Linked DNA regions of Homo sapiens: regions 2 and 3 are each linked to region 1. The links are chromatin loops, found by intact Hi-C in ENCODE. Cell type or tissue: ascending aorta. All regions are shown on one strand. Links, peaks and the distances in the headings refer to the core of each region. The heading gives the core; the rest is flanking DNA. Region 1 overlaps BACH2 (BACH transcriptional regulator 2). Region 2 has its middle 62 kb from the start of MIR4464. Region 3 holds the start of CASP8AP2 (caspase 8 associated protein 2).

The links. Hi-C counts contacts between places; a loop is a spot of excess contacts. Peaks named below come from ENCODE experiments on the same cell type or tissue, not always from the same donor. Only the 100,000 strongest peaks of a DNase experiment are listed, where the experiment ranks them.
Region 2: it touches region 1 in a loop (6-fold over the local background); 10 of 110 quality-filtered maps call a loop at or near these places.
Region 3: a loop joins it to region 1, with 5 times the contacts of the local background. A loop is called at or near these places in 4 of 110 quality-filtered maps.

The regions. Positions count from the first base shown.
Region 1 is chr6:90,092,909-90,103,621 of GRCh38, forward strand. All of the region lies in intron 4 of BACH2 (BACH transcriptional regulator 2), which reads right to left. Among named protein-coding and RNA genes, the nearest start is that of BACH2, 200 kb to the right of the region's middle. In ascending aorta, for the core only: a CTCF peak has its summit at 5,227; DNase peaks (open chromatin) are centred at 5,373 and 5,923; H3K4me3 peaks cover 687 bases; H3K27ac peaks cover 6,550 bases.
Region 2 is chr6:90,369,765-90,380,477 of GRCh38, forward strand. No RefSeq gene overlaps it. Among named protein-coding and RNA genes, the nearest start is that of MIR4464, 62 kb to the left of the region's middle. RefSeq lists an enhancer at 1-302. In ascending aorta, for the core only: no CTCF peak of the experiment used is centred there; DNase peaks (open chromatin) are centred at 6,287 and 6,567; H3K27ac peaks cover 2,037 bases.
Region 3 is chr6:89,822,990-89,833,702 of GRCh38, forward strand. It overlaps CASP8AP2 (caspase 8 associated protein 2), which reads left to right and starts at 6,891. Exons shown (of 10, transcript NM_012115.4): 1 at 6,891-7,117. It overlaps LOC124901536 (small nucleolar RNA U13), which reads left to right and starts at 306; the gene lies at 306-407. RefSeq lists a silencer at 6,241-6,290 and an enhancer at 6,391-6,580. In ascending aorta, for the core only: no CTCF peak of the experiment used is centred there; DNase peaks (open chromatin) are centred at 3,252, 6,428 and 6,822; H3K4me3 peaks cover 2,630 bases; H3K27ac peaks cover 2,648 bases.

The DNA of each region.
Region 1 (10,713 bases), core at 1,793-9,792:
AATCCCTCCTGGAGGCCAAGGAACCATGAGGCCAAAGGTAGCATCCATCAATCTGAGGCCTGCAGTGCTGGCGCAGAGTCCTTGAGCAGCCCCCAACTCCCAGAGATGAGACAGACATTAACTAACTCATTTTGCTGGACTGAGGGGAGGTTGGTGGAATCCTAAAGGAATGGCCAGGGTGTCTTGGGCATTGGAAAGAAATACCGAAGAAACTTAGGACAGCAGGTCTTTATTAACTGGTACAGGTATTTTATAACTTTAACAACTGGTATAGCCAAGTAAGTATATACCAGCTGTCAGTCTTGCTAACAGTTTTACTGTTGTTTGTCTATCAGTCTCAAAGAGACGGCCACCACTGAGGGCCAACCACCTTGCTTGGCTAAGTTCCTACAGCATGGGGGGAGATGTGTAAGAGGGCTCTTTTTGGTATTATGAGTGCACATCAGGGTCACATGGGAATTTGACTTTAAAAAGACACTAACTTAGGCCTCTACTAATGCTATTCTACTAACACTGTTTAACACAACTTTCTGTAATGATGGAAATATTCAATATCTCTGCTGTCCAATATGGCAGCCACATGAGGATACTGAGCACTTGAAAAGTACCTAGTGAGAGTGAGGAACTGAATTTTTAACTTTAGTCAATTTAAATCAACTGAAATTTAAATAGCCACATATTGTTAGTGGTTAGCTGATTGGACAGTGCAGCCCTAGGTGGCTTCACATATTAGTTTTCTTGGACCTATTTCAGACTCCAGAAGCCCACAGGACAATACCCAATATAGTCCTTCAATAGGTATTCACTGCCCTTCTCCTAGGTGCTGGGCCATGTTTAGGTGTCTCAGAACAATGGTGAATAAGAGTACCATGGACACTTCCTGCCTTGTGGCATTTTGCGGCTAGATTGATTTCCGAAGACCTCACAAAATCTTGAAGTAGCTCACCAGACTGCTCTTAGGAAAAGGTGGGTGAGGAGATATGGTAATGCTACACTAAGCATGAAAGCACTGCTTTTTCATTTCTTCGTATTTACTGTTAGAGAAGTTGGGGGAAAGTTTAAAAAGAGGTATCTGAATGGTTACTATTCATTCTCTTACAAGTAAAGTAACATATCCCAGATATGGGAAATTATCTGTAGGTAACTACCTCTTGCATAATCTTAACCTTACTTAAAAAGAAAAGTCCGAGGAACCGCATTCTGAAGCTAAGAAAAGTAAATGGTATTCAATTACAGCAACAGCCGTAGAAAAAGTACAAGTGGGTCTCCAGCTGCAAATGGTGGGCAAGGGAGTGTTCTTACCAATTAGTTGTGAAATGATCAGGTTTTCTAGAAGGTACTTTTTGTATAAGTAAGGCTGATTGAATTCTTTATCCCAACTCAACTCTTAGCTAGGATTTTCTTAGTGGCTTTAATGGGATTTGATGAGGAAAGCCCCATTTGCCTGTCCCCAGGAAACTACAGGTGAAAATATTTCTATTTACATTACAAATCTAATACCAAGAACATAATTTCTAAGAAACACAAAAGTGGTTTAATGATCTGATTTCCAGTGTTGCTCTCAATGTCCTCCTGTTGTCAATTCTCTCCTATCCTAATCACCTCTTCCTACCTTATTGGGATCTGGAGTGACAGAAAAAACACAAAACATGATATTCAGGTTTGAACTGAATCCAGGTTTGCCTAAACTTCAAGGACGGGACACTGCATGTTGGGATACAGAATTTTTAAGCTAATTCTCTCCATTGTATTAATATTATCACTGGAGGTAAAAAATTTACCAAATAAAACAATCTGATTTTGCTCAGCATCCCAAGGGGATCATGTTCAGCATCTCAATGGGAATGACACCAGTCAGCCAATCTTTCGAGCTTCACCATGCCACTTCTGGTTCCCCTGCCCTAAGTCAGACTTTTGATTTTTAGGGCTAATAAGTGACTCTTCCACAACTATACACACACACACACACACTTTTTTCCCCTCTGGATTGAGTAGAAAGACAATTTAATACAATGGTTAGAAAACAAAATAAGACTTCAAAACTTAGTTCTAAAAATACAAATTGCATTTAGATACCATTATCTTCTTTTTAAAAAGGTCAAATCTCAAACGTTCAGCTGGTTCCAGGCTATATAAAAATATTACTGAAAATCTGATGACAGCTTTGGTAACAAACATCTTGAGAGTGGCCCTGAAATCCTTATTTATATTCAGAAACACTAAGTGGAGTAGTCGCACGCCATTTTATGGCTGAAGGGGTTCAAAAGGAAAGAGGTCAATTGATGTTAATTGTTAATTTTTTGGAAATTCAGAGATGAAGTTTTTTTTTTTTTTAAACTCTTATCTTTCAAACAGAATTTAAACAGACACTTGTATAAGGCAGAACCCCTTTGAACCACAGATCTTGTGGCTTTTGTGTTTTATTCTACTGGCATGGAAAGGTGATGAAAGAAAGTGGGCTTTTTTGCTGCAACAGAGAAAGAAGTGGGGAGGGAGATGCAGTTATTTCAGACAGGATGGCGAACATTAATTGAGATTAAACAGCTCTGAAAGTTTCCACTTCAACATTTCAGGTTCTGGGACTCTAGCTGAAGAACCAAAGCTAGAAAATTCACTTATTTGACATTCAAGGTGTTTAAGTTCCCAAATACAACAAAGAGGTTATCAGATTTTCACTTCTATCATAAAAGGATGGTGCAGGCAGAACTACTTGCCACTAACAAGCCAGAAAAATAAAAAGTGTGATAGAAATGTGTTGAAAGTACATAATTTGAAATAATTCTTGGATTTCTGCAGACTTTATACATAAAAATTGGAATACTAGCCTGTATTGATACATCATCACCATCACCATCATCATCATCATCATCTCCACCACCACCACCACTGCCGCCTTCATCATCTCCATTTACTGAAAATATCTATTTGCTAGGAACTGTGCTAGAAATTTTACAGGAATTATTAGCCTCTCTGGTACATGAGAGAACCCTGACTCAGAGAGGCAACGTGTTTTGCTTAAGGTCATACTGCTGGAGACAGGACAACATGCAATCTGAATCCAAGCTGGCCTGTCAAGGCTACCTCCTTTCCTGTACAACACTGCCTTCCTCTACAATGTGGGGAGACTACATCCTTCTTCTGCGAAGGAAACATGACCACTTTCCCATGTGCCACCAGTAAAACATGAAAGTAAACTGACAAGGCTGCAGGTCCCACAGCAATTTAACTATTTGTATGAAGAGTTTTAGTGCTAAAATGGTTATAGTTCATGAAGCATAATTTCTTACTTGTTATATATTTCAGTGTCGTTTCTGTCCCTTGACTATGCAAAGCCCTTGCCTGGCCTTGCCACCTGCTTCTCTCTCTGCCTAGAATTCCCTCCCACAACCCTTAGCCATGCTGGTTACTTCTCCTTCACTAGGTCTAGTTCAAATATGTCACTTGCAGAGACACTGTCCTTAATGTGCTCTGTCCTCTCCCAAACAGCTAGGCATTGCCCTGCTTGTTTCCATCAAGGGATAACCAAAATCCACATGTTTATTTACTGTATAATTACCTATCTTCTCTCTTGGTCCATGTAAGACCCACAGCAGCAGGGACCTAGCTTCTCTTGCTAACCATTGATACCTGACACTTGGAATAGTGCCTGGCACAAACTTGAATGAATGGCTACACCAATACATGAATGAAGATCAGTGTTTGCAGAGTACAGTGACAGGTACACATAGAGGAACCAGAGGAGAGACATTGCCCTGGGGATCTGCCTTTGCCAGCCCTCGAGTCCTAGGCCAGAGTTCATCTGCTCTCAGCTTGAACCCTGCCTGGAGACTGAGCATACACCTGCACTTGGCCCTTGGCCCTCTTCTCCTGCTGCACCTCCTGACATAGCCTCTTCTTCCCCAACAGAGGCTCTTCCTCACACGATGAGCTCAGCTTCTCTCCCTGGATCTAATCTCTACATTCCCACCACCATCCACCTCGTATAAAAATCAATCGTGCTTACTTCTCCTGTGGTCACATACCCTTCAGATAATCTGGGGCCACGGCCTTGGGTTCCATCACACCCATAACCATGTGGCACTGTCAGGGCTGACTCCTGGCTTGTTGCATGCATCCCTAGTCCAGCCTGACATCCAGCACCAGGCTCTTTCCCAGCCTTCTGTCCTGAGCCACCTCACTTCTTTCTCCTGTCTGCCCTCTCTTCCCAGGTCCAAGCTCATGGATGACTCTTGGCAGGCTGGGGAAGAGAAAGAATGTGGAACAGAGGAGAGAGAAAGTCAGAAGCAGCAAAAGCTGCTGTGTGTCCACATGGGAAGCCCGTGGACTACATCTGTCCACGAGAATTTTCATAGTGTTCTATAGATTTTTTTTAAAAATAGTGAGTTTAAACTATGGATCAGCAGAGCTGAAAGGGACCTTGGAGATCACTGAGTCCCACTGTCTCACTGTACTGTTGAAAAACCAACATGTGAGTAATGGACCGAGGAGGAAGAAGGCAGCATTTGTGGAGGGCTTAACATCTGCTTTGGGATATAGGGTCCCAGGTCCCATAGCCAGTGAGTGGCAGAGTGGGGACCATGCAATGCTTAAATGAGCACTTCTACCCCATACACACTTTGCCCTACGACTTACATATTCATACCACGTGTGGGAAAGGGTGTGGCATTTACCACATAAAGATACTTGGAATTCTTGCCTCAAAGGGTAAGTGGGTTTTCCTTCTGTATTAGCCGATATACTTTTTAAAAATTATGGTAAAATATCCAAAACGTACAATTTACCACTTTAATCATTTTTAAGTATACGGTTCAGTGGCACCAAGTACATTTGTTTCGTTGTACAGCCTTCACCACTATCCATCCAATACATTTTTAAAGTGAGTATTTTCTAAAACTATACATCCAAAACAAGAGTGAAGGAAACAAAAAAGAAGTAGAAAGAAAAGACAGGTAGAAAATAAACTTTTGGGCATGCATTTCAGCTGACAAAAACCTTTCATACGAATTAGCTTCTCTGTGACATATTCATTATTTTCCTAGTAATGAAACGGGAACTGTGAGACACCATGTGAAAAGGCGGCTTTTATTGTTTCTCTAGGTTCTATACTAGCTGTATCCGCTTACAAAAATGTTATACAACCCAGTACATCACAGCCTTCCACGCCTCCTCCATAAAAGGACAAGTAAAATAGTATTTCTTGGAAAGACAGGCATTTACCAATGCACTGCATCTAGATGGAGCTGTCTCCATCATTCTAGTCTGTTTCTAAACAGGGTTTTAAAGTCTTGGCACAGAACACAAAGAATGTCCCTTAGCTATTCAGCATTTAGTTCAGCTCCACAATATATTTAGCAAGATTTCTTTGCCCCCCCCGCAACCCCCACCCTTCCCTTCTTGGTTTAATGACCTCAAATGTACCAACATCCTGTCTTACCTAATCCCCTAACAAGTTCTATCAAATGCCAGGACAGAATCAGACAGCACTGCAGGCTGTGAGATCATTCACTAAGAATTCATTTTTATTCCAAAAATTAGGAGTGCCAGACCATTTAACACAATCTATCACACAGCCAGAAAATTAGCCTAGCGCTTTAAGAGAAACATTTAAATAACTTTTAAATATCTTCTTCCTGACATAGATTCTTTAAAAACCTGAAGACTCTCTCCCCAGAACCAGACGCATAGACACAAAACATTTCCACATGATAGCAAGAGCTCAAGGACCCTTTGAAGACGATGTAGGCCCCCTAAGAATCCATAAACCTCAGGTTAAAATCTCTTGTAAAAGAACTCCAGTACTTCTCTTTGTCTACAAGCCCCTGTACTGGATCCTGATCCATGGAGCATCCAGGGTAACTTCTTCTGGGGCCACTTTTGTCTCTGGATGAGAAACGACTTGTTTCAGCTTCCGGAACACCCCTACGTGGCTTCTGGTCCAACTGACTGTCAACACGGCTAGGCCTCTCCCCAATTCAGCTGGCTACTCTGGGAACGTTCATTTCTCTTACTGGTCCATGACATGCTGGCTCTACCCCAGTGTTAGGTTTTGCTTTTCAATTGGCAATCTTGGATCCTGTGGTCCCTTCTGTCTTCCTGTCACTTTCCTTGTGGTCCTTGTGGAACTTTTGTTTTAAAAATTAAACCTGTTTTTTTTTTCTTTATCATAAAAGCAACGGCCTCCCGTTTGCACTTAATTCCTTTGTTTTTTCTCCAAAAGCATACTTCAGCCTTCATACCTTTGTTCTTGGGAAGACTTTGCCCACCTCTCTAAGTGGCAGGTCGTGCCACTCTCTGTTCAGTTCGGGACAGGGTTTCTCCTCCAGGAGAAGTGTGGGGCAGTGAATTAGGAATAAGCCTAAAGTCAGAGAGACCCAGGTCTAGTCCCAACATAGCTGACTTTGGCCAAGCAATTTGAACAAAGGCTCAGTTTCCTGATGTGAACAAACAAGGAAGATTAAAGCCAACATATGCTTTTGTTTTATTTTTTTTAGACAGGGTCTTGCTCTGTCACCCAGGCTGGAGTACAGTGGCGTGATCATAGCTCACTGCATCCTCGAACTCTTGGGCTCAAGCGATCCTCCGGCCTCAGCCTCCTGAGTAGCTGGGACTACAGGTGTGTGCCCTTAAAACTGGCTATGTTTTTTGTTTTTGTTTTTTAAGGAAGACTAAGAGAGCTGATATGTTCACAGCTTCTGAAACACAGAAGGTATCTAGTAAATGGTGATGATCATTTCATTCCCTTCTAACTCTTCACATATGGGATTCAGCATACATTCTATATTTTAGAAGCAACTCCTGCTGCTTTCTATTAGGTGGCCAGGACCACTTACGTTTGGAGGCTTAGGCATTTTTTAACAGGTTTATTGAGATATAATCAGCATATCATACAATTCACACCTTTAAAATATACAATTCAATGTTTTTTAGTATATTCACAGAGTTGTGCGACCATCACCACTATCTAATATCAGAACATTTCCATCATCCAAAAAAGAAAACCTACACCCATAGTAGTTACTCTTCATTTCCTTTCCCCTTCAACCCTTGGCAACCACCAATCTACTTTCTGTCTCTGTGGATTTTCCTATTCTACACATTTTGTATAAATGGAATCATCTATTATGAGGCCTTTTGTGTCTAGCTTCTTTCACTTTACCATATTTTCAGGGTTCACACTTGATGTAGCAAATGTCAATATTTCATCCCTTTTTATGGCTGCATAATAATCAATTATATTCATCTACCACATCCTGTTTATCCATTTATATCAGTTGATGGATATTTGGATTGTTTCCACATTTTAGCTATTATGAATAATGCTGCCAAGAACATTTTTGTATGGTTAGACATATTTGGACATGTTTTCAATTTACTTGGATATATACCTGGAAGTGAAATCGCTAGGTAGGATGGTTAATTTTATGTGTTAATTTGGCTAAGTCACCATACCAAGACTTGTGGTCAAACATGTTTGGGTGTCGTTACAAAGGTGTTTTTTAGATGAGATTAACATTTACATCAGTAGTCTTTGAATAAAGCAGATTACTCTTCATGAGGTGGGCCTCATCCAATCAGTTGAAGGCCTTAAGAAAAAAGGCTGACCTCTCCCAGGAAGAAGGAATACTGACAGCAGACTCCCTTTGGACTCTAACTGCAACATCGATGCTTCTCTGGGTCTACAGCCTGCTGGCCTACCCTGCAAATTTTGAACTTGCTAGTCTCCTCAATCATGTAAGCCAATTCTTTAAAATAAATCTGTCCCTTTCCTCTCTCTCTCTACACACACACACACAGACACACACACACACACACACACACAGACACACACACACACACACACACCCTCTATTGGTTCTATTCTCTGCAGAACCCTAACTAATATACTGGGACAAATGGTAACTCTGTATTTAACATTTTGAGGAACTGTTTTCCAAAATGGCTGTAGCAGGACAATCCCACCAGCAATGTATAAGGGTTCCAATTTCTCCACATCCTCACCAACACTTATTACTGTCTTTTAGACTTTAACCATCCTAGTGGGGGTAAAGTGGTAACTCACTATAATTTTGATTTGCATTTCCCTAATGACCAATGATGCTGAACATCTTTTCATTCACTTACTGGCCATTTGTATATCTTTTTCTGAGAAATGCATATTTTAGTTGTCCATTACTTGTCTGGGTTGTCTTTTGAGCATTGAGCTGTAAGAATTCTTTATATATTCTGGATACACATCCTTTGTCAGATACATGATTTGTAAGTATTTTCTCCCATCTGTGGACCATCTTTTCACTTTCTTAATGGTTTCCTTTAAGCATGAAGTTTTTAATTTTATGAAGTCCCATTTATCTAATTTTTCTTTTGTCTTTTGTACTTGTGGTGTTATATCTAAGAATCCACTGCCTAACGCAAGGTCACAAAAATGTATCCCTATATTTTCTTCTAAGAGTTTTAGAATTTTTGCTTGCATTTATTTTTGTGATCCATTTTGAGTTAATTTTTGTATATGGTGTAAGGTATAAGTCCAAGTTCATTCTTCTGTGTGTGAATATCCTGTTGTCCTGGCACTATATGTTGAAAAGACTGTTCTTTCCTCATCAAATTGTTCTGGAACCCTTGTTGAAAACTTTGAGCATACGTGTACTGTATTCAAGACTACACTATCTTATAGGATGTTTTGAAAAAAGGAAGTGTGAGTCCTCCAATTTTGTTCCTCTTTTGCAAGATTGTTTTAGCTATTCTGGGTCCCTTGCATTTCCATATGAATTTTAAAATCAGCCTGTCAATTTCTGCAAAAATGCTGCAATTTTGATAGGGATTGTGTTGACTATATAGGTTTGGATAGTTTTGCCATCTTAACAAGTCTTCTGATCTATGAACATTGGATGTCTTTCCATTTATTTATGTTTCCTTAATTTCTTTCTATAGTATTCTGTAATTTTCAGTGTTCAAGTCTTGCACTTCTTTTCTTAAATTTATTCCTGAATATTTAATTATTTTTGATGCTATGTAAATGGAATTGTTTTTGTAATTTCATTTTTCTTGCTAGGGTACAGAAATTGATTTTTGTAGACTGAACTTTCATCCTGCAAAACTGATGATCTTATTATTCATTCTAATAGGTTTTTTCGTGTGTGGTTTATTTTTTCTTCTAATGAATTGCAGTCAAGTATTTTTAAGTATTCTGAATCACAGGAATATCCTGGCACAAAAACCCATGACTTAAAACTTCACTATAAATATAAGGAGCTCATACTATTATTTGTCCCCTTCCTGTGGCATTGGGTAATGATCCTGCTTTTGGGTTATGGTCTTGGTGGCATTCCTACTGCTGCTGACAGCCCATATAATGATTTGAAAAGTTCCTGGGACTCCAGGATACATGGTGAGACACGAATCTATTTTCCATAGAAGTGGTATTATAAAAAGAGGTCAGGTTTCCAGCCTATCCCTAAAGTCTGTTTAAAGGGGTATCATTCATTGAGGATGCCACAGGGTCTGGCCTCGCCATTCTCAAAGGGAATCTAAAGGGTTTGTTTCAATGAAAAACCACATTCTAAAGGAGTTTTGAATGAACCTTTCAAAAAGTGCCCTCCTGGGCTGGGCGTGGTGACTCATGCCTGTAATCCCAGCACTTTGGGAGGCCAAGGCTGGTGGATCACTTGAGGTCAGGAGTTCAAGACCAGCCTGGCCAACATGGTGAAACCCTGTCTCTACTAAAAATACAAACAATTAGCTGGGCATGATGGCGGGTGCCTGTAATCCCAGCTACTCGGGAGGACGAGGCAGGAGAATCACTTGAACCGAGGAGGCAGAGGTTACAGTGAGCCGAGATTGCGCCATTGCACTCTGGCCTGGGCAACAAGAGCGAAACTCCATTTCAAATAATAATAATAATAATAATAATAATAATAATAATAATAATAATAATAAAAATAAAAGGACCTTCCATTCAGTTAGGACTTCTTATGGGCTTTTATGTAGACACCTCTGCTAACCTACTTCTTCTTTCCAACTCAGGGCTGACTCCTAATATACAATACTTTGAGGGGCAGTGGTAGTTACCTTGCACAAAAACTGCTAAATTTGACACAATACATATATATATATATATATATATATTTTTTTTTTTTTTTTTTTTTTACCAGACTATATTTTGCTTCAGGTTCAAAAACTGATTTCTAGCCAGCATTCAGAGACCTACTTTGCATCTTGATCCATGAGTCACTGATTTGAGCATGCATTTGCCCAGAATACCCAGGCATGTGAAAGGATCAAAATATCACACTTTGATTGATTTAGAAAGTTATTTTCTACCACCATGCAGTCTGAGAGTTTCTATGCTGCATCTGACTAATTGGGGAGGTGTGGGAGCAGAGAGAGCCAGGAGCTGCTGTGTGGAAGACCTTGTCCCTCCTCCCAGGCACCAAGATCCCAGGGAGTAGCAACCCTGCTCTCCATGGCGAAGTGTGTCCGTGTGATGCTCATCTCAGCATTATCTGGTTATCGGAGTCATCTTTTGAAGAGATCCTGGTATTTCGGTTTGACAAAAATCGAGAAACAATTTAGAAAGAAAATCGGATTTGTGTGTAAATGAAGAATATTCCTGAAAAGAAACTCTGTTACGAAACTGAAATCTGGAGACCGCGGTGGTGCTAAGTTGAGTCATCAGTTCCCTTTACGCCCTAATAATTGACGGCACTTTGATCACGA
Region 2 (10,713 bases), core at 1,440-9,439, 280 kb after region 1:
TTTGCTGGAGGTCCTTGGCATTCCTTGGCTTGTAGAAGCACCGTTGTGTTCTTTATCTTCACCTCCACATGGCGTTCTCCCTGTGTGTCTCTGTCTCCAAATTTCCTCCTTTTAGAAGAAACCAGTCACATTGGATGAGGGGCCCACTCTGCTCCAGTATGGCCTCATGTTAACTAATTGTACCTGCAATGCTCCTATTTCCAAATAAGGTCACATTTCTGAGGTCCTGGCAGTTAGGACTCCAACATAAGAATGGACAGGAGGGGGACAGAATTCAACCCATCGCCTTCTCCATATCAGCCAGAGCTAATTTATTACAAAACTAGTGGATCCATTTGAAATTTTGTGCTAATCAATGTTAGTCTCTTTTTTAAGTCCAGAAGAAAATTTCAGTTTTAAAAAAGTTTGAATATATTTCATATTAGAAGGAGTAACTATTTAAAAATAATAGAGACTCACTAGCCTAAAACAAAGTAGTTAACCAAACAATTTATTAATCATCTGGGTATAATGCCATGTAAATACATTTGCATTTATGAATGCAAATGCCACACAAGCATGCCATCATTAACAGTGCAAAACATGAAATTTTAACAAAATTGTTGGACTAGAAGGTAAATTTGGTATCTAAAATTTTAAGACTCAGTTTAGCTTTTGAGGTTGCTCAAAGAGCTTGTTTTTCTTTTTGACATCAATCCTTGTAAAGGGAGCATGCACGTGGTTGAGCACAGCTATGTATACCCACACCCCTGTGAGTGCAGTGTACATATCTCTATCTGTGCTGTTTACAACATTTAAAAGTTCCTCGTGTGAATCAGAATGAACCTAGGCAATAAAGGTTCACTTGAGTCACTGAAGTCAAAGAATAAGATGAGCAGAAAGGATGGCTCCACAGGAAATGGAGTTCTGGGTTAGTTCTGGGTACTAGGGAGGTGTCAGCCTTGTGGACTGAAGCTCTTTATCTCTGACTCCAGCTACAAAAGAAGAGCATATTGGCCTTGAAGGTATAATTGATCAGCTGATGTAAGAACTCATTCCTTTAATAGGGACTCATTTCTATCCATCCATGAGCTTTGCACATCCATGTATGAAGTTATTGCCTTTCTCCTGGTTGGATTAGAGGCTTAGTAAGGGAGAGTCAGCATTCTTGGGACATTCACTGTGTGAGATCACTGGAGCAAGTGAGTTTAAGCACTAAAGGTAAGATTCTGATCTCTCTTTTTGGGGACTTCTTTTGCTAGGGCCTGGGTTCTAAAGTTTACTATAGCTATAAACCAATATTGTGCTAATGTTTCTTACAAGAAGATGAATTTTGAGCAAACTCATTCATTAACATCATGTTTATCCTTTTATTGTTAGTTATAATCATTTGTCACTTTAAGGTCTTTTTAGCTCATTAGAGTGTGAAGTATACTAAATTCATATAAGCACAGCCCATATATGCTTTTTCCAAGAGGGCCAGATACTTAGAATCATAAAATGTTATAGCAGAAAATGACCTTGGAAATCATCTAGTTCAATCCCTCATTTTACAGATAGGGAAATTAAGTTCTATAGAGGTTAAGTGACTTGTCAAAGGTTAGCGACCAATAAGTCGCAGAACCAGGGCTTAAACCCATTTCCTGATCCTTTTTCTCTACTGAAATCACCATTAATGATAGTGCCAGAGCAGGGCTGCAAATGAAGAAAGGACTGTCCTACAACAGGCACTTCAAATAGAATCCTGTCCAATGAATATGCTATTCCTTATATTTTCTCTGTGGGCATTAATCTCTGGTATATATATTCAAAGCAGATGCTAACGACTTCTTTTTTAATCCTTGGGCAATTCTAAATTTTCAAAGAATTAAAAGGGCTGCTTAAAGAACATAAAAAAAGCAAATGAGGGTTATTTATAAGAAGGAAAAAAGGTACATCTTCAGATCCACTTCACTTTTCCTTTTCTCCAAGCAGTAGTCACAAGGGACATTATCAGATATTAACATGATATAAACAATTGCTAATATCGACAAGCCACATTATACCATATTCCATTAAAATTTAATTTACCAATAGAAGAAATACGGAACTAATTTTAGATTTCTATCACCCACCCAAATATAATTTTATGTTCTCTTTAATTCTGAGATCCCCAAAGCTTATGTCCCAAACATTTTGTGTCATCTAAGAAGAAACTGTATTTCCTACTGCAGAGATTTAGTGCCGCTCCTGCCAGAAGTCAGTGAAGTGTTCTTTTGTTGGCAAGCATTATAGGGCTGGGGTCTAAAAGAAATTAATTTGAGCATTTTGGTTGATTTTAATAGCTTGACCTCTGAGTGTGCGAGCAGTGAGGCCAGGGGGCAATGGCAGGCCATCCACGCAGCTGAATTAAAATGAAGCCCTGGCCTTGCTCAGGGAAACCTTCTCTCACCTGCTTTTCATTTCCTTTAGCTATTTCTGGTAATGAAAACTGGAACCACTGCTATATATTTTGGAGTCTAGAAGTTCTATACATTTTTATTTCATACAATATGCCTATAATTAAATGTAGGTCTTTGTTTATAAAAGGACAAGACCTAAGTGTTCCTGGAAGAATATGGAAAAAAATCTTAAAAGGTATTCCTTTAAAAATAGTTTTTTTTTCATCCACAATTCCAGATGGAAGACTCTCCCGTGTTACAACCTTCCTACCTGCCCACTGACATTTTCATTTGCTATTCCTTATCTTTCTGCATGCTGGCTTTGCCCTTCAATAAGAACCAGAATGGTAAAGTGGAATAATACTATTGGCCCGTTTTAAAGAATCTGAGAGAGTTCTCAGGAAAGTTGAAAGCATTTGGATGGGAAACAGCTCTTCCTGAATTCGTTTCTTGTTTGGGCTTTTTCTCCAATCATCTCCCAGACAGTCCTGATGTCTGTATCAAAGGAATGGGACGTGTGGCTCAAAAATGCCAATTGGAACCTTCCCCCATGAGCTCGTAGCATAATTTGTGATGAGTTCAGACCTGAAATTTGGCCCAGCCCCTAATCAATCATTAGGTGTTCCTGTTATTTTTGTATTGCTGGGGGCAGCCTGCCTGTCTTCTTATCGCTGTCTTTAATTGACATTCTGAAGTACTGCTATATTGATTGTGACTTTTCTCTCCCCTCTGGTAGCTACTTGGAATCTCATTGATGAGTAGTAATAGCATGATATATATTCATGTGCACATATGCATGAACTACTATGTTCGGTATTTGCATTTGCCTACACGTCTGCTGTGCAAGGGTATGCCATGAGAGAATCAGCTTCATCCCCCCTCCCTGCCATATGATGTCTATATATTTATGAGTAGGAGAGAGAGGAGCACTTGGATATATGAATCTGCTTGCAATTTCCTAATGGAATCTGGCAGAAGAGCTTTGCAATAGGACAAGTTCCAGTAAAAAATGTGTTCATGTAAGCACTTTCCCCTTGTGCCTGCCACCTATTTGCCTTTCCAGAGCATTGAAAAGATTAATCATGGGATGATCTAGATTCTCCTTTTGGTCAGTAAAACATAATACTCATCTGGATTCTCCTTTTGGTCAGTAAAGTATAATACTCTCTTAAAGAAGTGGAGAATATTAGAATTGTATATTTTTAATGGTATATCCATGGAGGAAGAGTCCAGGTGAACAAGTTCTTGAAGGGGAAATATATCTTATCAATGGCCAAGCTTTCTGTAGCTGACTAGGTTTTGGTACTGTCATTTGGGAGGTGTATGCTCATAATGCTTTTTAAGGAGAAAACATGAAAATTGTCGACGAGATTAAAGTTGAAGGGTTTGAAATGTAGTAGGCACTTCTTTCTTGGGAGTGCTGCTGTGTTAGGAGGCCATCCTGAGACTAGAGCCCTCGCAATTCAGAAATGGCTTTTCTACCTCATTAATGCCATGATCTTTTGTTATCCCCATCTGTGCCTGAATGGACAAAAGGTATCCATTTAAATTATGGATCTTAAAGAGAACCTTTGCAAAGGCCCCTCTAATGGCCCACATTCATACCCCCTAGCTTTTGCCCTCCATTGTGGCCTCAGCCTGGTAACGGCTGCTGGGATGAGTGGAATTTCTGGAAAGGGGATTGATGGTGGTTAGAGATGCCAACATACAGAAGCCACAAAACTTGGAAATGTGAAATTCTCTGTGTGCATATCCTTTAACTGAAACTTTATGTGTCTCAAGTGAATGAAAAATAAGTTATTTGGGGAAGCCTTTGCCCAATTCACCTGGGATAAGAAGGCCATTGTATCACACATATAATTCCCCAGAGGCTCTAATACTGCAATGTAGCTACACAGCCCTTGGTAGAAAAGATTTCTAAAGAGAAACCTCATCTTTCACACTCTTCAAAAGGACGAACTTTTTGTCAATTATTTTTTTCCTTCAAAGACAAACTTCAATTAGATCAGAGTAGTTGGTAAAGGATATAAAGATAAATGAGGGCTATATTTGTTTAGAATTCACCTAAAAGACAGAGCCAAAATATAATAAATTCGTTTGCTATGGACACTTTCAAAGATTCTTAAATCCCACATGACCTCCAGCATTGTCCTCATATGGAAGACTTGCCCTAGGCAACATGTGTGGAATTTGATGGTTAAACATCTGTTGTGACGACACTCTAGACATCTTAGGGAAGGATCCTAAGTGTTCCGGCAACAGCTACCAAGCCTAGCAGATGGCAGGATGACTGTGGGGACAGACTGGTGATCCTAGAATCGATTCATATGAAACAGGTTCAGGAGGAAAAAAGATGCAGCCTTGCACCATTCAGCATTTTCTCCATAGACTAAGCTCTGAAAGTCTCCTGCAGCATGATGCCATCCATGTGTTTGTGTCTCCTGAAGGGACAGTGGCCTTAGTGGCTTCCTCACAGAGTCTAGAGGGCCAGAACTGGCAGCTTTGCAGATGTCTGAAGATGTGAATCAAACGAAAGAGAAAATTATAGCAGCTGATATTTATTAATAGTGTTATTCAGATCCTCTACATCTTTACAGATATTTTGTCTAGTTTTTCTGTCAATTGCTATGGGAGGGGAGTAAAATCTCTAACTGTGATTGTAAATTGTCTAGATTGTCAATTTTTACTTTGTGTATTTTGAAGCTGTTATTAGGTACATATACATCTGTAATTGTCATGTTTTTTGTGATTATGAGAAGCCCCTCTTTTCCTCTGGCAAAACTCTGTAATGAAGTCTGCTTTATCTGATATTATGAAAGCCACTCCAGCCTTCCTATATAGACTGTTTGCATAACGTATCTTTTTTCCATCCAATTGATTTCAACTGATTGGAATCTTTACATTTAAAGTGTATCTCTTATAGGAAATGTATTAGTTTTGAATTTTGCTCTGTGTCCACTCTGACAATTTCTTCCTTTTTGTTAAAAGTGTTTAGTCCACTTACATTTAACGTAATTGTTGATATGATTGAATTCAGGCCTACCACTTTCTTGTTCACTTTCTATTTGTCCCAAGTGACATTTATTATGTGCTGTTAAGAAAAGTTATCTAAAGCTTGGAAATAAGGAAAGATGATTGTGTGCCTCTCAAAGTCAGCCTAGAGCATTGTCTAACAAGCCCACCTAAGACTCAGCTGAAGGCCAGAGGAAGATAATTTTGACTTACTATTTACTATTAAGGAAACTAATGCACAGAAAGGCTAGTTAACTTGCTCAAGGTCACCCAGTAGTAAGCATTAGAGTTTGAATTGAGAAGCCAAAGCCGATATATTTGATCACTTTACCTTACTGCCTCCCACTGGTAATTGCCTTATCATTGAGCTTATTATGGATTAGTATGAGAGGAAGTTGGGAGAGCTATTGCTGCCTGTTGCTAGCTCTGGTCCTGCAGATGGCATTTTCCGTTAAAGGGAAAGGCAGCTGTGCAGAACCTCAAGGTGCACGTGAACTAAGCCCAGGGGTCCCGGGTCAGTGAGGCTCAGCCCAAATGCATTGGGAACCAAACTCACACATGGGTGTTTGCTCACTCTGTTGATCAGGATCCCCTCGTGTGTACCGCTGCTTAACACATGATTAAGCGCATGTAAAAGAAATGCTGTTTTCAGGAAATAATTGCTGAGCATTCTGGTGACGTATATTTGTTCTTCTATTTTGATAGGAGAGTGGGGCTGAGGTGGGGGGAAGGAGAAGTGTGACCAACCAGGGAAACACACTGATGTAGCAAATGTTAGTGATGTTTTAGTACTTCCTCATGAAGCAGTGTGACCTCCTGCCACCCAGACAGGCTCACTCTTCAGATTTTCCTTGCTCACTAGCCACAGCTGTTTGTTGTTTTCTTAAATGTTAAGCTTTTTATAGCTCTTCAGTTGCTTATAAAAAGTACCAGTTATTCAGGCCATACAAGAACTGGCTCTGTGCTGGTCTAATGAGCAGTGAGAACACTGGAGGCATATTTTTGTTGCTTCTATTTTCTCACTACTTCCCCTTCCCCCAGTCTCACAAATTTCCCCTTTGGACTTAAATGACTCCAGAATCTTGGAATTTACTAAAAAGGCGAACCACCAATTGGTCTTTGCTGTTCAAGAAAAATTCATCACTGACTCACCTCCCTCCCAGTTCTTGGCTCTCCACGGCTGTGTGAAGAGTAGATCAACGGGTGGGGCCTTGTGTCACAAATCACGGCTGCTCCTAGGGGTCCAGGGTTGGGGGAGCACTCCAACCTGTACAGATGCACCTGTGATCTCTACAGAAGAGAAGTCTCATCTTTGCCCCCGAGGAGAAAAGAGCCCAGGACTTGGAGTGCCTTCGCTGAATAGGTAGGAACTTTCCAGTTTGCATCCTCTGTGAAAAGCAATTAGGACCAGCTCCAGAAGGGATCTGATAGAATCAGAAGGAAGAAGTCAGAAGCCACAGTCAAGAACGCAAACAGAATTGGTATATTTGAAGGAATCAGTCTCCCTTGTGCTGGGAGGCCTTCACAGTGTCATCTGTGGGTTGTACACACATTCTACAATGACTTCCCATGATAAACATAAAACTCTCGGGGAAAACGTTGTGATCTTAGTGCAAGAGGATATCATTAAACACAACATGGAAAAAATCCTGTTAGGAGAGCCATGGCTGAGAAAATCTGTATGTGTGTTCTAGCATGGAGTTTCACCATGTATGAGCTCCAGACCTTGGGGGCACTTGGACTGATTACAAGGGTCCTAGCATTTGGAAATGATTTAATGAATAACCATCTGACACATATGTGTTCTATTTTCCACAAGAATGTAGATACTGAAATGATTATTAAAATATTAATTTAAATGCAATATTGAATTATTAGTGTTTTTTAAAAGTTTTTGATTTTTAAAATTTTTATTATTTTTTTAACCTTACTGTATAGCTGTAGAATAGGAGCTGCTGCTTCAAAAGCCATTGGCCTCATGTCCAGGATGTCATAAAGAAACTCCTTAGGAGCCACTGGCCAACTATTTGGGTTGAAGAGGGTCAAATTATGGGGTTTGTTTTCGGGAAACCTTATCCTCAGCCTTGTTTTCTTGGTGCTTGCTCTTGTTAGAAAGGAGGACAACTTACCTAGCATATTACATGGGATGATTTTGCAGAACGAATCCTCGTTAAACATGTTTTGAGATGGAAAATAGACATTTTCCAAGTGTCGGGCTTGTAAAAGGCCTATTTATCAGAGTGAATTGTGTATGTTTTTAGCTCAGAGGCTTTGATATGTACCTATTGCAATTCTGTGCTTTTAAGTGTCCATATAATAATAACAATGACTAATGTTTATTGAGCATTTATTACATGCCAGACACTATTCTAAACACTTAACATGTGTTATCTCAACAAATTTTCAAGTTTTCATGGTAGCTATTATTTTTTTCTTTTCTTTTCTCCTTCCTTCCTTCCTTCCTCCCTCCCTCCCCTCCTCCTCCTCCTTCTTCTTCTCTTCCTCCTCCTCCTCTTCTCCTTCTCCTTCCCCTTCCCCTTCTTCTTTTTTCTTTTTTTCTTTTCTTTTCTCTTCTCCTCTCTTCTCTTTTCTTTCTTTCTTTCTTTCTTTCTTTCTTTCTTTCTTTCTTTCTTTCTCCTTCCTTCCTTCCTTCCTTCCTTCCTTCCTTCCTTCCTTCCTTCTCACTTAACATGTGTTAAACTCAACAAGTTTTCCTGGTAGCTATTATTATTTTCTCTTGCTTGCTTGTTTGCTTGCTTTCTTCTTTCTTCTTCTTCTTCTTTTTTTTTTTTTTTTCCAGACTCTCCCCTCTGTCTCCCAGGCTGGAGTGCAGTGGTGTGATCTCAGCTCACTGCAACCTCTGCCTCCTAGGTTCAAGGGATTCGCCTGCCTCAGCCTCCCAGGTAGCTGGGATTACAGGCACCCCCTACGACACCCGGCTAATTTTTGTATTTGTAGTAGAGACAGGGCTTCACCACATTGGCCAGGCTGATATTGAACTCCTGAACTCAAGTGATCTGCCCACCTTGGCCTCCCAAAGTGTTGGGATTACAGGTGTGAACCACCGTGCCCAGCCTATTAATTTCATTTTATACACCAAGATATTGAGACTCAGAGAACTCAATATGTCACCCTGGCTTACATGCCCACATGTAACAGAGCCAGGATTTGAATCTACACTGTCCAACTTTGGAGCCAGCACTTTTAACCACTGTGCTATATTCTCTTTATGTTCAATGTCTGACCCAAACTAGAATTTTTTGTATTATGAATTAGCATTAAGGGGTTATCCTTCCCATCATTTAATTTAGGATTTAGATGTCTATTCTCATTTGAAAATTATTCCATTATGTTGACTATATATATATATACACACACACACACACACACACACACACACACACACACACACACACATATATAGACTATCAAATATATAACATTGTGGAAATTCACATGTACCAGTTTTAATTTTAGCCATTAATTAAATGAATTCTATTTAATAAAACCTTTCACTTCTTCCCCAAGGACATTGTCTCAGGGGCTCTGTGGAATAAATGTGAGAGTTTATACTTTCTTTTCTTGGCCTCAGTTCACCAATCTTTGAAGCGGGGCCACCTTTACTCTAAAACCATTAATTTTTCTTAATTAAAGAAGATATACAAATGGCCAATAGGTACATTAAAAATACTTACATCACTAGTTATTAGGAAAATGAAAACAACAAAACACCACTACACATACACTAGATGGCTAAAATTAAAGTCACTGACAACACCATGTGTTGGTGAAAATGTAAAGCAACTAAAACTCTCATCTGCTGCTGATGGAAATGCAAAATGACACAGCCACTTTCAGAAAAACAGTTTGGCAATTTCTTATAAAGTTAAATATACAGTTACCATATGACTTGCCAATCCTATTTACCCATGAGAAATGAAAAGCTATGTCTACACAAAGACCTATACCTGAATGTTTATAGAAATTTTATTTGAAATAGTCCCAAACTGAATGCAACCCAAATGTCCATCAGCTAGTAAATGGATAAGCTAATTATGATATATCCATACAATAAAGTATTATTTAACAATAAAAAGGAACTGATAGGAACCAATGAACGAATCTCAAAGGCAAGGTGCTAAGTGAAAGAAGCTGAAGAAAAAATCATATACCTACTATATGATTTCATTTATATGAAATCTAGACAAGGCAAAATTATAGTGACATAAAGCAGATCTGTGGTTGTCAGGGAGGTGGTCTTGGGATGCAATGGAGACTGGCCATAAAAGAGCATGAGGAAAGATTTGGAAATGATGGAAATGTTCTATAACTTGGTTATGGTATACACTTGTCAAAGCTTAACGAGCAGCACACTTTAAATTACACCTCAGTAAAGCTGATTAGAAAAAATATATGTGATTCAGCTGTATATGAGACAATTCAATTTTTATAACTCTAGGTTTGGCTTCCATTGAGGTCGGCCTAACTTATTTCCCCAAATATTTAACACAGTTTGTGATTTAAAATGTTTTTTTATCTGTTATCTTAAAACTGAAGTTACTTCTTCAACTGGAAAAAAATAAGTTTTTTGAATTTGTTGTATAACAAATATTTGATGCAAAAAGAAAAATTGAAATAAATTTATTCATAATCAAGATAACCCCATAACCATTTATTCGATGGTTGTACAGCTCTCTGTGTCAGTTCAGTTCGTCTTTATACTTGTTGATCCACTGTCATACTGGATCAACTGTCTTGTGAAGACTTTATATTTAGAGTATTGGAATTTTTGTGGTCCTGTGTGACATACTGGTTGTCATATGAGTCCCCTAACACCAGAAGAAATTCTCCATGTAGAACAGAGGCTGAAGCTGAACTCCTCCTGAGTATGGCTTAAGGCTCAGTTTAATTATATGGAATCAGTTGATGGTTTGAGGAAAAAAATAGTTATCCAGTTTATTCTGTAATTTTGCTTTGAAAACCAATTAAATAGTATTTTTTCCAATCACCATATTTCCTCAGAGATATGAATAGATATCTACTCACCATCTCCTTCAGTCAAATATATTTATTAGGAGTTTATTTTAAGCCAGGCATTACGCTAGGTACTCTAGGAGATACAGAGCTGCTTAAGCTATCATGATCCTTGTCCTAGTTGGTTAAAATTCTACACTTGGAAATTTGCTCAAGTGCCTATACAACACATACAGTTGTCCTTCGGCATCTGTGGGGGATTCGTTCCAGGACCCCTCTGGATACCAAAATCCAGGGATGCTCAAGTCCATTATATAAAGTGGTATTG
Region 3 (10,713 bases), core at 1,888-9,887, 270 kb before region 1:
TCAGCTCACTGCAACCTCCACCTCCTGGGTTCAAGCGATTCTCCTGCCTCAACCTCCCGAGTAGCTGGGAGTACAGGCACGCTCCACCACACACCCGGCTAATTTTTTCTTTTGTATTTTAAGTAGAGACAGGGTTTCACCACGTTGGCCAGGCTTGTCTCGAACTCCTGACCTCAGGTAATCCACCCGCCTCGACCTCCCAAAGTGCTGGGATTACAGAGGTAAGCCACCGCGCCTAGCCTATTGTACTCTTCTTTTACTTTTGTGTATGTTTGAAATTTTGCACTAAAAAAATAGTATCTTTGATCCTTTTATAGTTCATAAGCATGATGATTGGGTTTTTGCACACGTGTAATATGTGCCTCCCTCAAACCATGTTATGACCTCAGCATATTACCTGTCTGATATAAAAATATGTATATATTTTAGAAACAGGGTCTTATTCTCTCACCCAGGCTAGAGTGCACTGGTGCAATCATAGCTCAATGTAACCTTGAACCCCTGGGCCCAAGCAATCTTCCTGAGCAGCTAGGACTACAGGAACCTGCTACCACACCCAAATTTTTTTTTTTTTTTTTTTTTTTTTTTGAGTTAGAGTCTCACTCTGTCACCCAGGCTGGAGTGAAGTGGTATGATCTTGGCTTACTGCAACCTCTCCCTCCTGGATTCAAGCAATTCTCCTGCCTCATCCTCTGTAGTCTCTGGAGTAGCTGGGATTACAGGCGTGCACCACCACACCTGGCTAATTTTTTGTATTTTTTAGTAGAGACAGGGTTTCACCATGTTGGCCAGGCTGGTCTCAAACTCCTGACTTCAAGTAATCCTCCCACCTCGGACTCCCAAAGTGCACGGATTACAGGCATGCACCACCACACCCAGCTCTTCTTCTTTTTTTTTTTTTTTAGTAGACAAGGTCTCAGTATGTTGCCCAGGCTGGTCTCCCGCTCCTGGGCTCAAACAATCCTCCAGCCTTGGCCTCCCAAAGTGCTGGGATTATAGGCATGAGCCACTATGCCTGGTCTTAAATGTGTTAAGTTGTCTTAAGTCTTACGCTACTTTCTCTGCTGGTGGTGCCCACCCAACGGCCATTGGTGACCTCTGAAAATTAATATTTTTGAAAAAAATTATGAGTGTCATGTAAAGAGAACTTGGGTATCAACTTGTAGATGCTACCATTGACCAAAGATGATACAATCTGAGCTTTAATAAAGATAGCAGTTATAATGAATCAAAACCTATTAGTTTAACCCATTAATATAATACTAATAATTTTAAAAATTTGTTGCCTTTGGAGAGTAAGAAGTCAATCTTGAAAGCTGATAAAGGGAGAAATATAAAAATGTATCCTGCCTCTCATATGTGAATTGTACCACTGGGTAACTAAATAGAAGATGATGACAAGTGTCTCTTCCTGAGAATAGTCCACCTAATTTGAAAAAGAATTGCCAGTGTGGTGGCTCACGCCTGTAATCCCAGCACTTTGGGAGGCCGAGGAGGGCAGATCACGAGGTCAGGAGATCTAGACCATCCTGGCTAACACAGTGAAACCCCGTCTCTACTAAAAATACAAAAAATTAGCCGGGCGTGGTGGTGGGCGCCTGTAGTCCCTGCTACTTGGGAGGCTGAGGCAGGAGAATAGCATGAATCTGGGAGGCGGAGCTTGCACTGAGCAGAGATCGTGCCACTGCACTCCAGCCTGGGGAACAAAGCGAGACTGTCTCAAAAAAAAAAAAAAAAAAAAAAGAATTGACAAAATTAGAATACCACTATTTTGCAACTCCCAGTTAATCCATTAATCTTGGCATTAAGTATCAATGGCTGCTAACATAGCAAAAGGGGCAAAAAAAACCAGACTTTAGATAGCTCTTGCTGAAAGAACATAATGCTACCTATAGTCTTACCAAAAGGATCAAACCTCTGATCCAGCTGTCAATTTTTTTTTTTGGGGGGGGTGATGGAGCCTTGCTCTGTCACCTAGCCTGGAAGTACAGTGGCGCAATCTCAGCTCACTGTGACCTCCAACTCCTGGGTTCAAGCGATTCTCCTGCTTCGGCCTCCCAAGTAGCTGGGATTACAGGCTTCTACCACCACACCTGGCTAATTTTTGTATTTTTAGTAGAGACAGGGTTCCACCATGTTGGACCAGGCTGGTCTCAAACTCCTTGCCTCAAGTGATCCGCCAGCCTCAGCCTCCCAAAGTGCTGGGATTACAGGTGTGAGCCACTGTGCCTGGCCCCAGCTGTCGATTTTTTAAAATGAAGATGATAGAATATGTTAAGCTGCACCATGAATTTATAATCAGAAAAACTCAGACTGTGAAAGATTCTACAGATCAAAAACTCAGGTTTTTCAAGACATAAATTTAAGAAAAAAGTATGGGAGGGGAAACTGTGAATTATAAGAAATGGCAAAATGATTTAAATGTTTGTGAACCTCCAAAATTCGTATGTTGAAGTCTTAATACCCCAGTGTGATGGTATTTGGAAGTGAGACCTTTTGGAGGTAATTAGATTTAGATGAGGTTTTGAGGATAGAGTCCTCATAATAGGATTATTGCCCTTATAATGGGAGGGAAAGACTAGAGTCCCTTCTCTCTCTGCCAAGGGAGGATACACTAAGAAGGTGGCCATCTACAAGCCAGGAAGGGAGCCCTCACCAGACAATAAATCTGCTGGCTCCTTGATCTTGGATCTCCCAGCCTCTAGAACTGTAAGAAATTTTTGCTTGTTGATTAAGTTAAAGAGGTTCAGAACGTGCAACCCCGAAACAGACCATTTTGACATACTGATTATTTTGAAGTAAAGAAAAATCAGAACCAGCCAACTCAGTGAAACGTCTTTACCTCCCCAATTGCCTAAAATAAAGTATAAACTTACCCTTTTGCAAAGGAAATTTATACTCACAAAGGAAATTTCTGTTAGTAAAGCTATCTGTACCAGGAAGAGAGCTACTCCAAGACAACTTTTTTCACTTAACAGACTGTTATCTGTGTCAATAAATCCACTGAGAAAGTTTATGTTTTAAGCCTCAGCCTCCCGAGTACCTGGGATTACAGGCATGCGTCACCACACCCGGCAAATTTTGTATTTTTAGTAGAGACAGAGTTTCACCATGTTGTATTTTAGTCTCCACTAAAAATACAAAAATTAGCTGGGCATAGTGGTGCACGCCTGTAATCCTAGCTACTGAAGAGGCTGAGGCATAAGAATTGCTTGAACCTGGGAGGCAGACATTGCAGTGAGCTGAGATCATGCACTCCAGCCTGGGGACAGAGCCAGACTCCAGCTCAAAAAAAATGTTAGTTTTATTCAGTCTATAGTCGTACCGAGGACTATAGACTGAGGTCTACAGCCCAGGAGCTGTCCTTCAGAGTTCTGTCAGACTGCTGCAGCACAGTATTTCAGCCCACTGTTTATATACCTGTGGTGGAGGTTCAGTATGTGCAAAATCACATTAAAGTTTTGGTGCAGGAGTACATCTAGTTATAGATTTCAGAGGCATAATCACTAACCCTATCAGACGTTATCTCATGTGTAGGAAAAGGCACTATATTCCTCCTTTCCTTTCTTTTTTTTTTTTTTTTTGAGACGGAGTCTCGATTTGTTCCCCAGGCTGGAGTGCAGTGGTGCGATCTCGGCTCACTGCAAGCTCCCCTTCCCGGGTTCACGCCATTCTCCTGCCTCAGCCTCCCTAGTAGCTGGGACTACAGGCACCCGCCACCATGCCCAGCTAATTTTTTGTATTTTTTAGTAGAGACGGGGTTTCACCGTGTTAGCCAGGATGGTCTCGATCTCCTGACCTCGTGATCCGCCCTCCTCGGCCTCCCAAAGTGCTGGGATTACAGGCGTGAGCCACTGCGCACGTCCATATTCCTCCTTTAAGCAATATAGTGACTCAGGCAAGAGATGTTGGGGGCTGTGTGCACTATCCTGGTTTGCCTTCAAAGCATCTTTTCAGAGAGCTGCACTTCCTCACAGAGTGAGGGGCTTTGTGAAATTAGATGGCAAGCAGAAATGAGCAAAATGGCTTCTTACCCTTTTTACTTTGTCTCACAATAATTAGAGCACTATGTTTAAATGTCACTTCAAGGAATTATTTTCTCTATGGTTACATTTCTCTCTTTTTACAGTTTAACTTTTTCAAATAATTTTCCATTTTAGGATTTTTTTCTTTCTGATTTAACTCAGTCTTTGAATATGTGAAACAGTTACATGGTTCAAAAGTGAAAGGTTATAAAAATACAAACTCAAAAAGTAATTAATTAATTTAGTTTTTATTTTTCTCACCCTGTCTTATGGTGCTGAAAACTCAACAGTTTAATTGGGGCCAGGCACAGTGGCTCACATCTGTAATTCCAGTACCTTGGGAGGCCCAGGCATGAGGATTTCTTGAGCCCAGGGGTTCAAGGTTACAGTGAACTACGATTGTGCTACTGCACTCCAGCCTGGGTGACAGAGGCAGACTGTGTATCTAACACCCTCCCACACCCAACTTATTTGGGTGAATTATATAGTATGTAAATTATATCCCAGTAAAGCTCTTATTAAAAAAATTAAAGCCGGCCAGACACAGTGGCTCACGCCTGTAATCCCAGCACTTTGGGAGGCCGAGGCGGGCGGAATACCTGAGGTCAGGAGTTTGAGACCAGCCTGGCCAACACGGTGAAACCCCATCTCTACTAAAAATACAAAAAACATAGCCAGGCCTGGTGGCAGGTGCCTGTAATCCCAGCTACTTGGGAGGCTGAGGCAGGAGAATCACTTGAACCTGGGAGGTGGAGGTTGCAGTGAGCCGAGACCGCCCCATTGCACTCCAGCCTGGGCAACAAGAACAAAACTCCAACTCAAAAAAAAAAAAAAGTTAATTAATTAATTAATTAAAAAAAAGCCATGCATATGTGCAAATAAAAATACATAACTTAGGTGGAGTGGCTCATACCTGTAATACCAGCACTTTGGAAGGCAGAGGTCGGAGGATTGCTTGAGGTCAAGAGTTGGAGACGAGCCTGGGCAACAACATGGCGAGACCCTGTCTATATTAAAAAAAAAAAAAAAAAATGAAAGAAAGAAAGGCGAGTGTGGTGTTGTGTGCCTGTGGTCCCAGCTACCTGGGAGGCTGAGGTAGGAGCATTGCTTGAGCCTAGGAGTTTGAGGATGCAGTAAGCTATGATCACACCATTGCACTCCAGCTAGGACAACAGACTGAGACCTTGTCTCTAAAAAAATAATAAAAATAAAGCCAGGCGCGGTGGCTCACGCCTGTAATCCCAGCACTTTGGAAAGCCGAGGCGGGCAGATCACCTGAGGTCAGGAGTTTGAGACCAGCCTGCCCGACATGGCGAAACCCCATCTCTACTAAAAATGCAAAAAACTAGCCAGGCAGGCCCCTGTAATCCCAGCTATTTGGGAGGCTGAGGCAGGAAAATCGCATGAACCCCGGAGGCGGAGGTTGCAGTGAGCTGAGATCACACCACTGCACTCCAGCCTGGGTGACAAGAGTGAAACTCCGTCTCAAAAAAAAAAAAAAAAGAATAAAAATAAAAATAAATTGGTTGATATGGCAGTTAAGACTAAATGGGGTCAGGTGCAGTGACTCACACCTGTAATCCCAGCACTTTGGGAGACTGAGGTGGGAGGATTGTTTGAGCCCAGAAGTTCGTGACCAGCCTGGGCAACATAGCAAGACCCCATCTCTACAAAAATTTTAAAAAATTAGCCAGGGGTGGCCGGGCGTGGGTGGCTCACGCCTTTAATCCCAGCACTTTGGGAGGCCAAGCTGGGCAGATCACCTGAGGACAGGAGTTCAAGACCAGCCTGGTCAACATGGCGAAACCCTGTCTCTACTAAAAATACAAAAATTAGGTTGGCGTGGTAACACATGCCTGCAATCCCAGCTACTCGGGAGACTGAGGCAGGAGAATCACTTGAACCCCGGAGGCGGAGGTTGTAGTGGGTCGAGATCGCGCCATTGCACTCCAGCCTGGGCAACAAGAGTGAAACTCCATCTCAGAAACAAAACGAAACAAAACAGCCAGGGGTGGTGGTCGCTCGCGTCTATGGTCCCAGCTACTCTGGAGGCAGAGGTGGGAGGATCTCTCGAGCCTTGGAGGTGGAGGTTGCAGGGAGCCGAAATCGCTCCACTGCGCTCCAGCCTGAGCGACAAAGCGATACCCTGTCTGAAAGCAAAAAGAAAAAAAAAAGCTAAGTGGACAAACGAGGAAATGGGTAGGGATGAATATAGGCAGACTATAAGTAGCCGAGGAAGGTGGCCTTATTTTCGCACCTATCAATGCTCAGGCTGAGCTCCTGAGGCTAGACCTACCGGCACCCCCCATTCCTACAGGTTCTATAAGGCAAGTCAGGTATTCCACCCTGTAAAAAGCTCTTCTCTCTCCTGCCCCGCTAGACTAGTATCCCCTCCTTAAGGCTCCCAACATCCGAAGCTAAGTTGTTTGTCTGCCTATCATCCAGGAACGCGTCTGAGGGCAGGGAACAAATTTATTCATCGTAATCGAGCCCAGCACTTTGTCTCGCACGCAGCTGACAGCAGAATTTTAAGATAAAGTATTAAATAAATGACAGACCTCTCAAGGCTTCCTGTCTTTCACTAAAAAGCTTCTCTCAGGCCACGCCCCTACCTCCACTCAGGTCAGCCCCTTCCTATTGAAGCCCCGCCCCATCGCCTTCCCCGCCACCTTACACCCCGCCCCTCTCTCTTAAAGCCCTAGGAAGATTACTGGAGTTTGGCGCCAACCGTGTTTTTTTTTTTCCCTTCCAAAGGCGGGAACTAGTTGTGGGCGCTGCGACGTGCTTTGCGTCTGATATGATTGGCCGTAGGCACTCAGTCCCGCCTCCATACCCTGATAGCGCTCTGGTATTGGTGGAGATGCCAGGGAGACCTCGGTGGGCAGAAAGGAACCGGGTTGTCTTGGGCCGGGCAGGGCGGGTAAGTTGTCGTAGGGGCCCGGTCCGTGAGGGACTGCTAAGGAAGAGGCTGCATGGCGCGGTAGTCCCCCGAGTGGAGGTCGGCTGCCCCTGGGAAACCAGAGAGTCGGAGGGAGTCCATCTGGAGCGGCCAAGTAGGTCGGGGAAGGGCCGCGCCTGACGTCTGGCCGCAGGTAGCCACGTTCCCTCCGCCCCCGGTGCAGCTTCAGGGCTTGCACCCTGCGTCCCTCTGTGGTCCTTCGAGAGGGTCTGGGCGGGGACTATGGGTGGGCGCGCCCAGGAATTGTCCCTTCGGCCTCTCGTCCTGCCCCTCCCCCCCACCATCCAGTCTCTCCTTGGAATATACTCTTAAAATCTTTCGGATGGAGTTCTTTGGAGAAATGGGTTTCCTGGAGTGTCAGGTGATCATTGATGTTGATTGTTTCTGAAATGTTTATTTAGGCATCAAACCAACATGCCTAAATAAGTTTTTCATTTCTACAGCGCCTAGATTCATTCCTAGCACATAGTAGGCCCTAACTCAGATGTGAATGTAGGATTCGTAGGAGCTGAGCATTTGTGCTTCAGGCATCAAGTTGTCTTTGACTCTTCGACTCTTCCTTGGTCTTTTTCCATTCTCCACACCTCCAGCAGCAAACCTTTCGCCTCTCCTCAAGGCCTTTCCCCCCCATCTCCCTCAGCGCCTCTTTGACTGGAGGGGGACAGAGGCTTTCATGGCAGGGATTCTCCCATCTCCCTTCCTATCCCCGCTATGCCCTCCAATTATCTTTTCCTGGCGTTCCGTTTTACAAGAGATGGCCTTCTTTCCAAAAACATTTATATTGTATTGAATATTCTTGATTTTGGCCATCTTGCTTTACAGACAGACCTGGGGTCTAATTTCAGCTCTGCCACTTACCAGGTGGTTGCCTTGTGCAAATTTCTTGATCGTCTGTGTTTTCCTCATCTGTAAAATGGGGAAAAGAATAATATGGACCTCATAGAACTCTGGGGAGGATTTAAACTAAGTGAATAATGTATTTAGATCATTTAGGTTAGTGCCTGGAACATAGTAAATGTGCCGTATATGATAGCTTTTGTTAGTATTTGCCCCTTACCTCTTCTTCTGGGGTCTTGCTGTATTAGCCTTTCCCATGAGTGTAAAAATACACTGTCTTCTCTGGCTTTTTCCTGTTTTTCTCTACAAATGCTTGTGTTTTTCTCTAAATTTTATTTTTTGTCTTTTAGCGTCTACATTAAGGACACATTCTCAGTTTCGTAATGATTTTTCTTTTTCTTTTTTCCTTTTTTTTTGAGACTATAGCCCAGGCTGGAGTGCAATGGCAAGATCTCGGCTTACTACAGGTTTGACCTCCTGTGCTCAAGCAATCCTCCCACCTCAGCCTTCCAAGTAGCTGGAACTACAGGTGTGCACCAGCATGCCTGGCTAATTTTTGTATTTTGTAGAGACTGGGTTTTGCCATGTTTCCCAGGCTGGTCTCGAACTCCTAGGCTCAAGTGATCAGACTGCCCTCAGCCTCCCAAAGTACTGGGATTACAAGTGTGAGCCACCCCGCCCAGCCACATTCTCTCAATTTTAAAAAGAAAACTTCCTTCAGACTGCCTATAACGAAAGGCTATGTGATCCTTCTCCTGTCTACTTTGCTTTCACATCTGAATCCATTGGAATTGTCCCAGAAAAGATTATGCATGAGTAAATCTGCTTACAAACTTTTTTTTTTTTTTTTTGAGACGGAGTCTCGCTCTGTCACCCAGGCTGGAGTGCAGTGGCACGATCTCGGCTCACTGCAAGCTCCGCCTCCCGGGTTCATGTCATCCTCTTGCCACAGCCTCCCGAGTAGCTGGGACTACAGGCGCCTGCCACCACGCCTGGCTAATTTTTTGTATTTTTAGTAGAGACGGGTTTCACCCTGTTAGCTAGGATGGTCTAGATCTCCTGACCTTGTGATCCGCCCGCCTCAGCCTCCCAGAGTACTGAGATTACAGGCTTGAGCCACCACGCCCGGCCAAACATTTTTTTTTTAGACAGAGTCTTACTCTGTCACCCAGGCTGGAGTTGCAGTGGCACGATCTCAGATCACTGCAGCCTCCACCTCCCAGGTTCAAGCGATTCTCCTGCCTCGGCCTCCCCAGTAGCTGGGATTACAAGTGTGTGCCACCATGTCAGGCTAATTTTTGTATTTTTAGTATAGATGAGGTTTCACCATGTTGGCCAGGCTGGTTTTGAACTCCTGACTTCAGGTGATCCGCCTGCCTCGGCCTCCCAATACAAACTCTTTTTCAGCATGATAGTTCTCAACTTGGAAAATTTTGCCTCTACACTTTCACAGGTGCATCACTTCTGTCGGTAGCAACTCTCATATATCGAGATCCTCAAATGGGAGAAGGTGAGGAAAAGTGAAAAAGACCCATTTTCCAAGAGATTCTGATACATTTTTCTTCCTCCTCTCCTTCCTCTCCTTCCAGGAGAATCACTGGCCTATATGATTTCAAGAGTGTAATCTCACGTATCACTAAGGTGCTGATGAGTCCCAAATCATAATACCTACCATGCCTTTTCTGTATGACATTTCCAGCTGTTGGACATCTTTTTGTTTTTTGTTTTTTTCTCCCCTAGACGGAGTCTTGCTCTGTTTCCCAGGCTGGAATGCAGTGGCACGATCTCAGCTCACTGCAACCTCTGCCTCCCAGGTTCAAGCGATTCTTCTGGTCTCAGCCTCCGGAGTAGCTGGGATTATAGGCACATGCCACCACGCCCAGCCAATTTTTGTATTTTTAGTAGAGATGGGGTTTCACCATGTTGGCCAGGCTTGTCTCAAACTCCTGAACTCAGGTGATCCACCAGCCTCGGCCTCCCAAAGTGCTGGGATTACAGGCATGAGCCACCACGCCCGGCCTTTTTTTTTTTTCTTTTCTTTTTGAGATGGAGTCTTGCCCTGTCGCCCAGGCTGGAGTGCAATGGCGCGATCTCGGCTCGCTGCAACCTCCGCTTCCCAGGTTCAAGCGATTCTCCTGCCTCAGCCTCCCGAGTGTGGGATTACAGGTGCGCACCACCACGCCCAGCTAATTTTTTTGTATTTTTAGTAGAGACGGGGTTTCACCATGTTGGTCAGGCTGGTCTTGAACTCCTGACCTCGTGATCCACCTGCTTTGGCCTCCCAAAGTGCTGGGATTACAGACATGAGCCACCACCCCCAGCTGCTGTTAGACATCTTTATCTGGATGTCCTACAGATAACTCAACATGACTTCACTGGTTGTCCATTGCAGTTAAAGCATGACTGTCCTCCAAAGCTAGAAACATGAGAATCATCTTTAACAAATTGGGTATTTCTTTAATTCAACAGATATTCTTTTATTACTTGCCATTCTGCTAGGCCTGCTGAGAGCTGGGGATACAGTGAGAGCTGGGGAACAGAACAGGGATGGTCCTAATCTTTATGGAGAACCATTGGGTGGTCCATTGGGTGAGATGGACATTTCTCCAGGAATCCCACAAAAATGGAATCATGAACTTCAAGAAGAGGTCATGTAGGGAAAGGACACAATGGGGTAAGAGTATATAACAGAGGGCCTGACTTAGTGGGAAGAGAGGGTGGACAGGGGAGACTCAAAATGGCTTAAGCAAAATATCAAAGAAGAGCTAAGTGAAAGTAGAATATTGAGGAAAGAATATTCCCTGCAGAAGCCCTGTGTTGTTTTTTTTTTTTTCGATTTATAAATAGTTTATCCTGTTCACATTATGCAGAATTTCAGTGTCGTTAATCCAC